Regions from separate parts of the Homo sapiens genome. Here region 2 is linked to region 1. A link is an interaction called in ENCODE POLR2A ChIA-PET data of the cell type or tissue named here. Cell type or tissue: MCF 10A. All regions are shown on one strand.

Region 1 (5,000 bases):
ATTTGCAAAGTTATTATAGAATTATTTTAAAAGGCTACACATTTACTATTTATTCACAAGTAGAGATGTTTCTAATTTTCTTTTTATTTGGAAGCTTTCTCTCCTCTCCTGACAATCATTTTATGTCTTCTTAGGGTTTTTTGTTTGTTTGATTCAATTCAACCAGAGTGCTACTTACTATTTCTATTAGTAATTCCAGGGAAAGTTGAAACCTTTAATAATTATGATGAAAGCAGCAAGTGAGGACAGGTACTGTGGCTCATGCCTGTACTCCCAGTACTTAGGAAGGCTGAGGAGGGTGGATTGCTTGAGCCTAGGAGTTTGAGACCAGGCTAGGCAACATGGTGAAGCCCCATCTCCCCAAATTTTTAAAAAATTAGCCAGGGGTTGTGGCATGTGCCTGTAGTCCCAGCTACTTGGGACGCTGAGTTGAGAGATTGCTTGAGCTCAGGAGGTCGAGGACACAGTGAGCCGTGATTGTGCCACTGCACTCTAGCCTTCAGCCAGGATAAAAGAGCAAGGCTCCTTCTGTCTCAAAAACAGAAAAGAAACGAACAAGTGAGCCTAGGAACTCTGTTATCATGTCGACTTGACTTTTGATTACTTTAAGCCTCTAAAACCAGGCTTTTCACATGATTTTTCCAGTTCTAATATCCCTGTGTATCACAGGATGGTAAAAAAAGAACAGGAATCAGAATCCTGGTAGCAGCCAAAATTCACAGGCTCTCAGTGGAACACAGAGAAAACACTGAAATGACCAGGGGACAAGGACGTCAAAGCCACTTAGCAACAGAGTCCATTTGAGTCCTGAAATCTAGGAATCAAAACCAGCTAACTTCTAATATATTTTGCAGATGCTGCAAGGGCAACATACGAAGTACCAAGGTCAGTCTCTAAATAGCAACCTGCTATTGGGAAACTTTATGAGAGGTATAAAGTCAGCCCCTGAAAAATTAAGCCTTTGGAGTTACGGTGTTCTTTCTCTGCACTGTATGCCACAGGTTAGAGTTTGAGAGTCCGGGATAAGACTTAAGCCTGTTAGTCTCATCTCCACCTCCACCCTGCAATAACATTTAAGGAATAATTACAGAGGATCTTGTGATCAGCATTTTGTGTTCCCAGTGCCTAAGATAATGAACTTACCTGCACTAAGTCATATCCATCCTTTGGCAATGGTTTTGGTGGGCCAGAATATTCGCAATTGTACCTCTTGTCCCCATATGCAATTCCACACTCTCCATACCAAACACAGGACTGTGAAAACACCTACAGAAAGTCAACACAAACTTCAGTGTTACCAGGGTCTCAATGGTAAATTTCAACAAGAAGTGCCCACTCAAGTACAATCACAGAAACTTCCAATGCTACCTGCAAAATTAAGTAACAGCAACAGGCACTTAACATTTTGAAAAATATTAATTAAAGCAGACCAAATGCCTATTTGTCAAGTCAGTGAAGTAGGTAATGGAAATTGCTTATTTACATAATTTCTATTTCCTGCTTATTTGTTGATAAGAGGAAGCTATAGTTCCATGTAAGAAATACTCAATCACAGTAGAGAGAAAAGCAAGATAGTGACTTAGCAATTACTAAAGCACTATTTTTGCACATCTGCACCAGGAACTATATAAGCTCTAAGTAATGAAAGAATATTTCCATATGTATTTAGGTTAATTAATATCAATACATCATGAGTAACATGAAGAACAAAACAACAAAACCACAAACATCAACACCCCAATGTAAAGAGCGAGAATGAACTTCCTGTCCTTGAGGCTGAAGTAGAAAGCAAAGAATGTGCTAACTTTAAGGAAAAACACCGAGGCAATCTCAAAAGAAAATTTTAAAACCTCTTATGTAAAGATTTCTCAAAAACCACTCACATTTCCCATGTGAGAGTCACAAGGTTGTCAGAAAATTCAGCGGAGGGGAGGGGTCAGTGTGAATCATCAGGTCAGTGCCTTGCTCTGAAGGCTGCTGCCCAAAACGCACCTGATCCTCTGCCTCACAATGGACTCAGAAAGCCACAGAGGGCCCAGCTTGCCAGGGCCCCGGGCCTGCAATCGTCTGTTCTACAGGGAAACAGAAGATATCAAGAAGCAGCCATGGCTCCCAAGAACCCTGATGGGAAAGCCATAAAAAAAAAACAAATCTGAACAGAAGTCACAACATGAAATTCTCTCCAGTGACAGTGGCACATGACCTGCACACAGGCAAGAAGCTAAGTCAGTCTGTGTTGGTCCTTCAGTATCAAAATACAAATCCCACAACAGTCCCTGAAGCCCAAAAACATGAGAAAAAGTCAGCAGGAGATTGGGATTTGTATGTGTGGGGAAATCCAAGGCATCAATATCACTTTTCTCTGAATTCATTTTTCAGATGTTCTAAAATAAAAATTAGGACTTAACTCCTCTTGACTCTTTGAAAGTCATGTTTAGGCCACAAAGGAGGGAAATTATACAAATAAGGAAGTGACAACAAGCCTTCAACAAAGCCACATATGAACCCTGTGCCAAGATTCCACCACTATTTTTATATAAAGAGAATCCCAATTGTTATTCCCATAAACCCGGTGATTCTAAGGAAAAAAGAAACGTATTGCAACTCTGGGTTTCCAACTAATGGAAAAAAGTCCTAATGAGTAAAAGTCATTATCCATCTAACTAAAGTTTGAAAAGGCAAAAGCTGACTACAGAGGCAGAGGAAACTGCTGAAGTTCACATGAAATTTTAAATACAAAGAACTCTTCCCTAGACCTCGCAGAACTCTCCAGGGATTGGCCTGTCTCTGCCTCAGGGGCACTCTGGCTGGTTACCCACAGGAGCAGGAGTGACAAGAGACAGATGTGCAGTCAACACACTGCAGCTCTGGCCTGACAAACAGGACGGGTGTCTGGAGTCTAAAATCCCCTTACTCAGCACTTGGTACTATAGATGTGAATAAAGATGGCCCACTGCTGTTTAGGTTCCTTTTCACAAAGATCATTCGTTACTTATTTCAAAGCAAGTGCTATTTCCACCCACTTGGTGGAAGAGGGGTGGGTGAGAAGGCGGCACGGAGTGGGATCGAGTCCTGGGTTCTGATCCCAAGAGCTCCTGAGGCTCAGTGTGCTTGTTGAGCTGGATTGCACCTGGGATCACACCTGGAGCAGGTTACGTAACCACGTAGGAGTTTTCCTACCTGGGAAATGAAGCTCATAAGCTCTGCCTACCTCACAGGTTCCTGTGAAGATCAAATAAGGGCCTATCTGTACATATATAGTAAGTACTCAGTAAACTACAGAGCACCACGCAATCAAATATAAGGAATTATTATTAATGTCTTCTACCTGCTTGAGACCTCGGCAAAGAGGTTCCAAAGACTTAAAAAATTAACACCTGAGCCCAGGAAATTTGGGCTTGAATCAACATTCAGGTTTGCTTCTCAAAAGGTCATCTTCTAGAGACACAGCAGAGAAGACCAAAAAAAAAAAAAAAAAAAAAAAAAAAGTCATCCTGGCTGGAAGTGGTGGCTCACGCCTATAATCCCAGCACTTTGGGAAGCCAAGGCAGGTGGGTCGCTTGAGCCCAGGAGTTTGAGACCAGCCTGGGCAACACAGTGAAACCCTGTCTCTTAAAAACAACAACAACAACAGGCCGGGCACGGTGGCTCACACCTGTAATCCCAGCACTTTGGGAGGCTGAGGCAGGTGAATCACCTGAGGTCAGGAGTTCGAGACCAGCCTGACCGACATGGAGAAACCCTGTCTCTACTGAAAATACAAAATTAGCCAGGTGTGGGGGGTGCATGCCTGTAATCCCAGCTACTTAGGAGGCTGAGGCAAGAGAATTGCTTGAACCCGAGAGGCGGAGGTTGTGGTGAGCCAAGATTGTGCCATTACACTCCAGCCTGGGCAACAAGAGCTAAACTGTCTCAAAAAACAAACAAAAAAACAAAACAAACAAAAACAACAACAGCCAAAAATTAGCCGAGCCTAGTGGCACATGCCCATAGTCCCAGCTACTCCGGAGGCTGAGCTGGGAAGATCAGCTTGAACCCAGGAGGTTGAGGCTGCAGTGAGCTGAGATAGCACCTCTGCACTCCAGCCTGGACAACAAAGTGAAAACTGGTCTCAAAAAAAAAGTCATCCTGCCGAAAGAAGCAACCTAAGCCAGCAGGACCCAAAGACTTACAAAGCACTGGCGGTGTCCTAGGCTTAGGCACTATTTTAAATGCTCTTCACATTGTGTCCGGAATTGGTGGGTTCTTGGTCTCACTGACTTCAAGAATGAAGCCGCGGACCCTGGCGGTGAGCGTTACAGCTCTTAAGGTGGCGCGTCTGGAATCTGTCCCTTCTGATGTTCAGATGTTTTCGGAGTTTCTTCCTTCTGGTGGGTTCGTGATCTCGCTGGCTCAGGAGTGAAGCTGCAGACCTTCGCGGTGAGTGTTACAGCTCTTAAGGCAGCGCGTCTGGAGTTGTTCGTTCCTCCCAGTGGGCTCGTGGTCTCGCTGGGCTCAGGAGTGAAGCTGCAGATCTTCGCGGTGAGTGTTACAGCTCATAAAAGCAGTGTGGACCCAAAGAGTGAGCAGTAGCAAGATTTATTGCAAAGAGCGAAAGAACAACGCTTCCACAGCATGGAAGAGGACCCGGGCGGGTTGCTAATGCTGGCTTGGGCAGCCTGCTTTTATTCTTTTATCTGGCCCCACCCACATCCTGCTGATTGGTAGAGCCGAGTGGCCTGTTTTGTCAGGGTGCTGATTGGTGCGTTTATAATCCCTGAGCTAGATACAAAGGTTCTCCACGTCCCCATCAGATTAGTTAGATACAGAGTTTCCACACACAGGTTCTCCAAGGCCCCACCAGAGCAGCTAGATACAGAGTGTCGACTGGTGCACTCACAAACCTTGAGCTAAACACAGGGTGCTGATTGGTGTGTTTACAAACCTTGAGCTAGATACAGAGTGCCGATTGGTGTATTTACAATCCTTGAGCTAGACATAAAGGTTCTCCACGTCCTCAC
Region 2 (5,000 bases), 190 kb before region 1:
TGCTTCCCCAGCAGGCCCACAGCAAACTCCTCTTTGTCTCCTGAGGGTCTGGGTCAGCCTGGCCTGGATCTGAGTTCAGTTCATATCAACAATATTCCCACATATGTCTGGTGAATTGCAGCAAAGTCAAAACTGTGTCCCATGGTATCATTGATCACTATCAGGTAATCTTGCCTGGAGATTGGTGGCAGGAAGAGGCAGACACTAATTTGGGCCATAAAAAGAAGAGTACTTCTTTGAAATCTAAAACAAGGAAGTAACACTAGCATTTTGCATGATCGTTTACCTCTTTCTGAAAACACTTCTGGTACCCACAGATGATAACTTCAGCTACATTATGCAAAGTGAGAAACACAGGAATGGCCTGAAAGAAAACAGAATAAAAAACATGAAAATATTTTCTTCGATCTCATAATCATATGGTTCTTGATTTTTTGCTTAAAAATAAAGAGCTGTGGAAACTTTTGGCATCCACATATATAATCACTCCAGCAAAGACTTCTACATGGATTAGCGCTCTTTGCTGCAGTATTTCTCTGTAGGTGGATGTAGAGGTTCCCCTCCTACGGGCATTCTCATCAACAAACATTTAAGTCTCCTGTGTGTCAGGCACTGCATCCGGTACAGAGAACACATCCCATGACAAGGTAAACATGCCCCCTCAGGCGAGAGCTCAGATGGGGCAAAAGTGCACCCCGCCCGGCACACGCAGAGCAAGCTTTCTTAGAGGAAGTGAAGTCCAAGAGGACTTGGACTACAAAGTGAAGTGAAGGAATGAGAACTGAACGATGAACTGGCATGGGCCAAACAAAAAGCAGGGAGGTGGCAAAGTGGCCCAGGCAGAGGGGCACACCAAGATCCAGAGGAGAGAGCGGATCCATCTTCTCCGGGGAATGGGAAGAAGTGGGGCATGGGTGGAACATAATGAGGAAGGGGGACGTGAGGGACAGGAAGGTAGAGAGGTATTCACAGGCCACACTGGGAAACAGGATGGTTCTGAGGGACCCAGGAACCAGTGAAGAGTTTTAAAGCTGACCATAACACGATCTGCATGTTTAGAGGAACTTGGGCTGCAGGGTGGAAGACAGGAGGCAGAGAGGGCTGCAAAAGTCTAGGGGCGCCATAGGATGAAAAATGGCCCCCTAAGGCCGGGCGTGGTGGCTCACACCTGTAATCCCAGCACTTTGGGAGGCCGAGAAGAGTGAATCACGAGGTCAGGAGATCGAGCCCATCCTGGCTAACATGGTGAAATCCCGTCTCTACTAAAAATACAAAAAAAATTAGCCGAGCATGGTGGCAGTTGCCTGTAGTCCCAGCTACTTGGGAGGCTGAGGCAGGAGAATGGCATGAACCCAGGAGGCAGAACTTGCAGTGAGCTGAGATCGCACTCCAGCCTGGGTGACAGAGCGAGACTCTGTCTCAAAAAAAAAAAAAAAAAAAAAAAGAAAGAAAAATGGTCCCCTAAAAGACATCCACATTCCAATCCCTGGAACCTGTAAATGTTGTCTGCTATGGCAACAAAGGATCTTTGCAAATGTGAGTAAATTGAAGATCTTGAGACAGGAGATTATCCTGGATTATTGGGTGGGCCCTAAATGCAGTCACACATATCCTTATAAGAGGAGGCAGGTTGACATGCACAGAGAAGGGGCAATGTGACCACAGAGGCAGAGACTGGAGTGATGCAGCCACAAGCTGGGCAATGCCGTGGCCACCAGAAGCTGAAAGAGGCCAGGAACAGATTATCCCCTAGAGGCTCAGGACCGGGCCCAGCCCTGCCCACACCTTGATTTCAAACTTCTGGCCTCCAGAACTATGAAGGATACATTTCTGTTGTTTTAAGTCACCCAAGTATGTGGTAATTTATTACAGTAGCCACAGGAAATGAACACAAGGAAGGACAGGATGGTGACCTGAACTTGGTACTGGCAGCGAAGATGGAGGAAAGGGGCCACATCAAAGAAATATTTAGGAGACTGAACTGAAGTAAATATTTGAATAACTGGATAAACTCTCACCAAAAAAAAAAAAAAAAAAAGGAGAAAATATAAAAAATGTAACAGTGCATTATTAGGATATACTGGTACCTACTGCACATTTCCCATTGCTGGGACATTTGTTAAGAGTGGCATACTCTCCTAATGGATAGGTAGCCTTGACAAGGTGAGGGGGGAGAATGAGGAGGAGAGGAATTCTGTTGCCTTGTTTTTCATTTTTGTTTTTTGAGACAGAGTCTCGCTCTGCCGCCTGGGCTGGAGCGCAGTGGTGCCATCTCGGCTCACTGCAACCTCCACCTCCTGGGTTCAAGCAATTCTCCTGCCTTAGCCTCCCAAGTAGCTGGGACTATAGGCACCTGCAACCACGCCCGGTTAATTTTTGTATTTTTTTAGTAGAATCGGGGTTTCACCATGTTGGCCAGGCTGGTCTCGAACTCCTGGCCTCAAGTGATCCACCTGCCTTGGCCTCCAAAGTGCTGGGATTACAGGTGTGAGCCACTGCCCCTGGCCTGTTGTCTTTATTGTTGATAATGATAATGATGCTTCCTGGAAGGCAGAAAATGAAAATAAGAGCATAGGTTTTGTCATCACTCTGGGCTCCAGCTCCACCACCTGCTAGTGGGGCAAGGTCTGCATCCAAACTTTTGTTTCCTCCCCTGTAAAGCAGGGATAACAATACCCCATAGCCTGGAGCTGCCAAGAGGAACGACCCAAATACTATAGGTTAAGGACCTTGATGAGTGGCTCAGCAGCACTGCACAAAGGGTGTCAATAACATTAACTGGTAGCCCCGCCCTCAGCAGCCTCTGCAGAGGACCAACCTGGGTAAACTGCTCCAGTTTAGAGGACCTGCTTCAAAATTATGCCGCTTGCCTACTTTCAGATGAATTTATTCTTTATCTTTACGGAGGACATATTTTTACCTTGTTTTTAAAACTTCTATAGCTTTATATAGCTGTGCCATTTTAGTAATCTGTTCTAACTCGCACTGTTTCATTTCTGAGTTCTTGCCTTACATTTTTCTTACCTTTTTAAAAAAACATTTTCTATTTTTATCTTTCATTAAAAGTTCAACTCAAATTGTTTTTTTCTTTTAAAATAGAACTATTTTAGCTTCTATTTTTTCATTTATCTTTGTGTTTCTTTTTATTCCTCTTAAATTTTTAGATTTTAACTTATTTTTCATGTTTGTTAAGATTATTAAAGAGATTACATATTTTAAAGTTGGCTTTCTCCATTAGGCCCATGTTTGGCAAACTTGGGCCCTGGCCTTCCAATTCTTGGCTTGAAAGGACAGCAAAAAAAATCTTGGACAGGTTAATCACATGACACATGGAAGCTAATATTAAAGTGGGGGCTGGATCTTACTGAATTAAGACCTTATGTAAATGTTTTTTGCCTCCTTGGCTATAAAATCAGTAATGAGGTCAGATAATTCTAGACCCAACTTTAGACTTCGACAAGGCTTAATTTTCTCAATTTTAGGACCTGCAGGCTGTTTTCTCAATCTTCCTAGGCCCTTACTCTGATCAGATTCTGGAAAAGGATCTATTTATACATGTAGAATTAATTTTAAAGTACACTAACAATAGCCACCAACAATGTGTTAAACATAGTGCTAAGTATTTTATGTGTATTCTCTTATTTAAACCTCCTCCCAGCACCTCTCTTACCAGATGCTATTACCCTGATTTTATAAACAATGAAAATGGGGCTGAGAAAGACTGGCCACTTGCTCGAGTATTCACAGCTGGTTCAGTGGCAAAGCCATGACCCCAATCCAGGCCTGTCTAACAGCAAAGCCCACACCTTCTAGCCTTGGAGTTGTGACGCACAAATTATGTCAAGCCACAGTGAAAACTTCCGGGACCTCCAATTGTCCAAAGTTCAATATGACTGGTGTGTTCCAAATCCTGGCCATTTGCTTCTCCAGTAATAAACCTGCTGATATGGTTTGGCTCTGTGTCCCCACCCAAATCTTATGTCGAATTGTAATTCCCAATTTTGGGAGAAAGAACAGGTGGGAGATGATTAAATCATGGGGGTGGATGTCCCCCTTGCTGTTCTTATGATAGTGGTTCTCATAAGATCTGGTTGTTTAAAAGTGTGCGGCCCTTCTCCCTTCATTCTCTCCTGCTCCGCCATGGTAAGAGGTGCTTGCTTCCCCTTCACCTTCCACCATGATTGTAAGTTTCTTGAGGCCTTCCAGCCATGCTTCCTGTACAGCCTGCAGAACTGTGAGTCAATTAAACATCTTTTCTTCATAAATTACCCAGTCAAGTAGTTCTTTTTTTTTTTTTTTTTTTTGAGTTGGAGTCTTGCTCTGTCACCCAGGCCAGAGTGCAGTGGCGCCATCTTGGCTCACTGCAACCTCCACCTCCCGGGTTCAAGTGATTCTCCTGCCTCAACCTCCTGAGTAGCTGGGACTACAGGCCCTGCCATGAAGCCCAGCTGATTTTTGTATTTTTAGTAGAGACGAGGTTTCACCATGTTGGCCAGGTTGGTCTCGAACTCCTGACCTCAAGTGATCTGCCAGCCTTAGCCTCCCAAAGTGCTGGGATTACAGGCACAGGCCACCGTGCCTGGCCTGTCAGGTAGTTCTTTATAGCAGTGTGAGAATGGACTAATACAGCTGGTAAGAACTAAAATGGATGAACTCAGAGTAAACCTATGCCTTTTTTAAAAAGGCTTTCTTCTACTCCTGCTTAATAAATTTTAAATCTGATTTTCTCAAGCCATTTTTTCTACTGAGAAGCTAACAGGCTTTAAAGACCCTTACTCTACAATTGACCAGTTGCACTCTATCAGCCTGTGTAGGGCTCTATTAAAAACAATATTAAGACAGTTTGCACCTTTTTTTTTTGAGACGGAGTCTCACTCTATTGCCCAGGCTGGAGTGCAGTGGCACGATCTTGGCAACCTCTGCCTCCCAGGTTCAAGCAACTCTCCTGCCCCACTCTGCCGAGTAGGTGGGATTACAGGCATACACCACCACGCCCAGCT

Evidence for each region. ChIA-PET counts read pairs that join two places held together with the same protein. Peaks named below come from ENCODE experiments on the same cell type or tissue, not always from the same donor. Only the 100,000 strongest peaks of a DNase experiment are listed, where the experiment ranks them.
Region 2: POLR2A ChIA-PET joins it to region 1 with 5 read pairs; 2 of 35 experiments call an interaction of 5 or more read pairs at or near these places.

What each region holds. Positions count from the first base shown.
Region 1 is chr18:23,572,309-23,577,308 of GRCh38, forward strand. NPC1 (NPC intracellular cholesterol transporter 1) reads right to left here. Exons shown (of 25, transcript NM_000271.5): 2 at 1,144-1,266. Among named protein-coding and RNA genes, the nearest start is that of NPC1, 12 kb to the right of the region's middle. RefSeq lists enhancers at 1,777-2,071, 3,844-5,000. In MCF 10A, no CTCF peak of the experiment used is centred here; a DNase peak (open chromatin) is centred at 1,943.
Region 2 is chr18:23,384,704-23,389,703 of GRCh38, forward strand. SLC35D4 (solute carrier family 35 member D4) reads right to left here. Exons shown (of 15, transcript NM_032933.6): 5 at 287-364. Among named protein-coding and RNA genes, the nearest start is that of SLC35D4, 51 kb to the right of the region's middle. In MCF 10A, no CTCF peak of the experiment used is centred here; no DNase peak of the experiment used is centred here.